Regions from separate parts of the Homo sapiens genome. Here region 1 is linked to region 2. Evidence: chromatin loops called from intact Hi-C (ENCODE). Cell type or tissue: Caco-2. All regions are shown on one strand. Links, peaks and the distances in the headings refer to the core of each region. The heading gives the core; the rest is flanking DNA. Region 1 has its middle 28 kb from the start of SMAD5. Region 2 overlaps SMAD5 (SMAD family member 5).

Evidence for each region. A loop is a pair of places that touch in the nucleus more often than their neighbours do. Peaks named below come from ENCODE experiments on the same cell type or tissue, not always from the same donor. Only the 100,000 strongest peaks of a DNase experiment are listed, where the experiment ranks them.
Region 1: a loop joins it to region 2, with 6 times the contacts of the local background. A loop is called at or near these places in 3 of 110 quality-filtered maps.

Annotation. Positions count from the first base shown.
Region 1 is chr5:136,103,107-136,106,031 of GRCh38, reverse strand. No RefSeq gene overlaps it. Among named protein-coding and RNA genes, the nearest start is that of SMAD5, 28 kb to the left of the region's middle. In Caco-2, for the core only: no CTCF peak of the experiment used is centred there; DNase peaks (open chromatin) are centred at 1,521 and 1,871.
Region 2 is chr5:136,172,727-136,175,651 of GRCh38, reverse strand. It overlaps SMAD5 (SMAD family member 5), which reads right to left. Exons shown (of 8, transcript NM_005903.7): 7 at 1,020-1,276. Among named protein-coding and RNA genes, the nearest start is that of SMIM32, 19 kb to the left of the region's middle. In Caco-2, for the core only: a CTCF peak has its summit at 1,408 (motif pointing right); no DNase peak of the experiment used is centred there.

The DNA.
Region 1 (2,925 bases), core at 230-2,729, 70 kb after region 2:
GACTGAGCTACTGTACCTGGCCCTATTATTCTCACTTCATAGGTGAGGAAACTGGGGCACAGAGAGGGGCAGAAACTTGCCCCAAGCTACACATCTGGGATTAGTGGAATGATGATTTACACCAGTGAAGACAGAGGTAAGCAGGGAAAGTCAGCCCGGGCAAGGAAGGGGATAAGGTAATACAGGACTTTGTGCGATTGAGTGATAATTCCTTAAAATTTCAAGGCTTCCACTGACTCCCCACCTGTTTTTCATTCATTTCTTTGAGAAACACTTCCTCTGTACTGCCTATAGATGGTCAACAAGTGTTGACTTGACAACGGAGATGTTTATTGGTAGGTTTCTTATGTTAAAAAAAAAAGGCTCATGCTTCTCCCCTTTGGGGTGTGTATCAGATGGCTGGTGGACGCAGGAAAAAAGCCCCATCACTGCTGCTGCTTCATGGCCGAGAGCCGCAGATTAGAGTGGATTCCTGAGATGGGGGACCAGCCAACCATCCCAAGAGCAGGAAGACAGGAGGCACAGAGAGTCGGCAGATCAAGCCCAGGTCCGTGACCACCATCCTTCTCCAGAAATGTCTCAGGGTAGATATAAGCAGTGCCAGGGGCAGGCCCTTGAGCTGGGACACCCCACTCTGCCATCAAGCAAGGGACCTGGGGCAAGTCCTTCCCACTCAGGTAGGACCTCAGTTTCTACACCTGGAAAGTGAAGAAACTGAATGAGGTCTAAGGTCTGCCCCAGTCCCAAAGGTCTCTGCTGTGTCAAAGAAGATCTGGGTCTCTCATTATTCCTGAAGTTGAGAAAGCTACTTTACCTATTATTTTATCATACTCAAACACTTTGATGGTAACAGAATCTGTGTTTTTTTCCCTTGGTGTGTTATTTTAAGTTATTAACTTCTTTTCATTATCTTTATCTTTGATCAAAGCCACCTATTCTTCATTGGATCTGAATTTACTGATAGACCAAATGAATCTAAAAGCTGAATTGCTACCCTCTCACCCCCATTCCCTCCGACATCCACCGACAACCAATTTGCTGGGTAGAGCATATAAATACTATGCACGTTTGCGGCACTTTGCAGGCTACCTTTTGTTTCTCTTCTGGAGGGTTTTCATGCATCTGAGCTAAAGGAGACAGAGCGTGAAGAAGCTGAAAGATCTAACAGAGAGGAAAGGCCGGAAGTTTACAGGGAAGATGGCTGATCCTTGCCAATGGGGTGAAAAAGTCAGACATCTGGTTGCTAGTTGTGTTTCCTGCTGAAATTCAGGGCAAAAGGTCCCCTACAAGTTTGGGTCTGGGACGGAGGAAAAGAAAGGGAGTAGGAGGGTAGTTGTGAGACAGGAATCCTGCAGCCGGGGAAGGGGGAAGTGACAGGCAAAGACAACTGTTCTATGTGCTTTCAACTCAAATCTTCTTCTAAGAGTGGGAAGGAGATTTGGCAAAATATTCAAAGCAATCCAGCTTCCGGGGGGTGAGCAGTATCTGAGAGGCCCTTACAGGTTTGCTCTTGGCTCAAGTATGCATTTTCAGGAGGAGCTACGAGGCTGCAATCCAAAGTTCTGCCTGATAACAGAAGCTAGGAGTTAACCTGGAATTCCTTATTACCACTGCAGATTAGCAAGAAGGGAACAAACAGATACCCAGATGTTTTGTGTGTGCGTGCCTTATTGCTATAATCCTTAACAGCACTTTGTGTTTTATGCTTTTACAAAGGACAAGGCCCTACATCCGATTCCAACCATCCCATGTTGATGAAGGATGAGTTAATCTGGAGTTAAACTAGGCAGGTTGGGACTATTAACCCCCATTTCGCAGGAGAAGAAACATGCTCAGAAAAAAGAAGCAAGTCGACCCACATTGCAGAGCCGTATCAGGCCTTGATTAGGTCTCCAGGCCCAGACTTGTACCCTAATATCTCATGTCACCAGGAACTGTAAAGAAGCCTGAGCTTTGTGTGTGGCCCCTGTAGCATTCAGTCCAAAGTGCTGCTTTTGAGCCACATGGTATAGAACTAATTCTTTGACCTTGTTGACTCCTGTAGCATTTTGGAGTAATTTCTGATCCAATGAATATTTGTGTCACAACCAACCAACCTAACATTAAATTCAGTTTTCCTTGAAATGAACTCCAATTACTAGCTCTTATTTTATATTAACAATTGTTACATCGACACTACACAACTCTTTCAACATTCTAATGTTTAAGCATTATCGTATTAATACAATATCCAGGAAAACAGTTTATGTTTTATATTTAAACCTTCAAATAAAAGTGATGCATTGGCCTTCCTTTCTTCTCTCCTTTCATTCATCATTCCACAGATATTTATGAAGCACTGAGCCTGGTGCTGGGGACACAGCAGTGAACCAAACAGGCAAGAACTTTGACTTCATGATGATGAAGACTGACAATACACAAATAGACACATCTGAAAATACAATAAGTCTTCATAAATGCCTAGAAGAAAAGAAGTGTGCTATGGCAGAAAAAAAATTAACCGAAGAGCCTATATTCAAGATGAAGAGGGAGGCAAAGAGGCCACGAAAGAGGAATAAACAAAAGGAGGATACCAGCAAAGGCCAAGACAGGCTGGTTTCAGGAGCTAGAGCTGAGGAACACCAGTGTGGCCTGAGTTCCTAAGAGGCTTCACAGGGGGTAGCTAAACCAACAAGTGCATTCAGCAAGACATTGTGGAGTCTGTTTGCACTATGAACCTCTGTTTTCTCATCTGTAAAGTTAGGAGAGTGATACTAACCACACCAGATGTTTGAGAGAATGATTAGCCTCCAGCCCAGTAAAATGGAAATCCCAAGTCAAGATATGCAAGTGTGCCTTTGTAATACCAGCTTTGCTTCATTGTAATGTTTTCCTGATCTTCCTCAGTGGTGACTGGAGCACTTTGCTTTGGGTTATTCCTGCCCC
Region 2 (2,925 bases), core at 312-2,811:
AACCATGTAGATACAGTACAGATTGCTTAAATATGTAGATACAGTACAGATTGCTTAAATACATGACTAAAATTCTTTTCAGATTTTAAGCACAAATCTTTGGAATGTCAATACAGTCAGGTGAAGAGAGTAGATGAAAAACTTGAAAAGTTCCTTTGAACTTTGCAAATCCTTAATATTAAGGTTGGTGGAAAAGTAATTGTGGCTTCTGCCATTACTTTTAATAACAGTACTTAGCTAGGAATGAAATAATTTTAGTATTCTAAAGAATTCTGCCAAGTCACCCTAATGAAATCTAGTAATAATAATCAAAACTGTTGAAGTTAAGAGACTCAAATAGCAATTTTAATATTAAATGCTGATATGATTTGGCTGTGTCCTCACCCAAATCTCATCTTAAATTGTAGCTCCCATAATTCCCACATGTTGTGGAAAGGACCCAGTGGGAGATAACTGAATCATGGGGGCAGTTTCCCCCATACTGTTCTCACAGTAGTGAATAAAGTCTCATAAGATCCGATAGTTTTATAAGGGGTTTCCCCTTTCATTTGGCTCTCATTCTCTCTTGCCTGCCGCCATGTAAGATATGACTTTGCTCCTCCTTCACCTTCCGCCATGATTGTGAGGCTTCCCCAGCCACGTGGAACTGTGAGTTCATTAAACCTCTTTTTCTTCATAAATTACCCAGTCTTGAGTATGTCTATTAGCAGCATGAAAATGGACTAATACAAATGCTTTCTAGAAATTTAGTCTTTTAACTAAAATTCCTTATAATCTCAGCCCCTATTCAATATCAAAATCAATATCAATCATGCATTTTATAATGTCTAGATTACAAAATGAAATCTTAGATCTATTATGTAGTTAAAATTACAAATTCAATAATTTTATTTAAAAACCTGTTAAATCAGGCCAAAAGCAATTATCAACTTTCATTTAACAATTTTTAAAAATTATAACCTAAAGTCATAATATACACATTTATAGTGACTCAAATTATGTTAGAGGTCACAACTCACCTTGACAAAACTCATCCGAATGGTACACATTTTGGTGAGCTCATATACTGCCTCAAACCCATGGTTGACAGATTGAGCCAGAAGCTGAGCAAACTCCTGATTGTTAAAAATTTTGAGGCTGCAGCTGCTGGGAATCTTACAGACAGTGGTGGGATGAAAGCCATGATGAAAGTTGCAGTTCCTACTCTGTACAAATATGCTGCTGTCACTGAGGCATTCCGCATACACCTCTCCACCAACATAGTACAGATGAACACCTTAAAAAGACAAACATCACAAGAGTCAGCTAAAAGAATCATTACAATGAAACCAAATAGACTGTATGGTGCAACAAAAGTACCCATTAATCCACAGCAAACTTCCAGCAGTCTTTAGACAGAAGTTACCACTAGATGGCCTTCTGCTGCCAAAGATAATCAAGAGGTTAATGTCTGCCTGCATCTACAAGAGAAGCCTCAAATAGGCAGCAGATTAAGTTATCCATTTTTAGGTTGTTCTCTTTTTCCTTTCCCAACAATCATTTATCATCTCTATGAGAGAAAGAGAGGGCTAAAAAAAAAAAACCCCAAATCATCTTTTGATGAGTCCTTTCAAATAAATCCTCAGTGCTATCAACTATCATAAACAGTCATTTGACAGACTTTTGCACTCTTTGTGCTAACAAAGAGGACAGCAACACTAAAAAAAAACCAAAGTTACATATATAATTTCAGGTCATAAGAAGAGCTTTGAAATGGCAGATTTATCTTACTTAAAATTTTTTTATATTTAAAAATATATATGTTCCTTTGCAAGATGTGAGGGCAAAAAAAATAAAAATTTTAAAAATATATAAATATGTGGAAATAGTTTTAACATTAAATATTCAAATTATATAACTAAAGCTAGTCACCTAGTATTTTCCCAACATATCCCTCCACCACCCCAAAACTAACCCATGAAAGAAAAGGTCCTAGAACTATATGCTGGGGAAAAAGAAAAAACTGATTCTAGAATTTCAAAATTCACAAAATAGATTTCCCTTAAATTACTTCTACTGTGATGGAAGAAAAAAAAAATCAATGCCTAGAAGTGAGGCACTTCACTGAAAAAACTAAGGCAAGTTGGCAGTAAACTCAAGACAATGAAAACTTTGTTTCGTAACTTATTTTTGGCCGCAGGATTTTTTTGAATCACTTCTATAAGAAATCCTATCACAATTATATTTATTTACCTTTTATTCCTATTTTGGACCAAGATGCCCTCAAGTTAAAGAAGCAAAATGCAGCAAGGGGTAAAAACAAAACTTCTCAAGAAACAGGCAATACACTTTACCTGGGATGGGTTTCCTTCCTGATCACTTGATGCATGAGACTTTGACATTTTATTGCAGTATGAAAAGGGCCCGGTTTGTTATGGCAACTATCTGCAGGATGAATTATTAATAAAACCTTATTGCCTAAATTTAAAAGATGGGAGCAGTGGTGGTGAAGCCACTGGAGTATCATTCACACTAGATTTCCCATTTCTAATTCCGCTCCTCTCACATCATGGTAACACTTACAAGTCATCTCAACCCAAAATACTCCACAAATACCTTAATTATAAAATTCTAATCCTTCACCAGCATTCATACACAATATTCCATAAATATGTGTTGTGTATTTACAATGAGGCACTCTTCTAGCTACTGGGGATACTGCTGTGAACAAAGCAAGTTCCTGTACAGCTTATGTTCCAGTCAGGGTAACACTCAAAAAACAAAGTGGTAGTATGATTTCAGATCCTTAGCACTGGGAAGAAACACTAAGCAGGACAAAAAAATGAGGGAACATCATGTCTTTATTTGATTAATACATTCTTCAATATCGGCAACTTAAGGCAGAGGCCACGTGTCAAACTTCTTTGTATGTTTCTAGCACCTTTC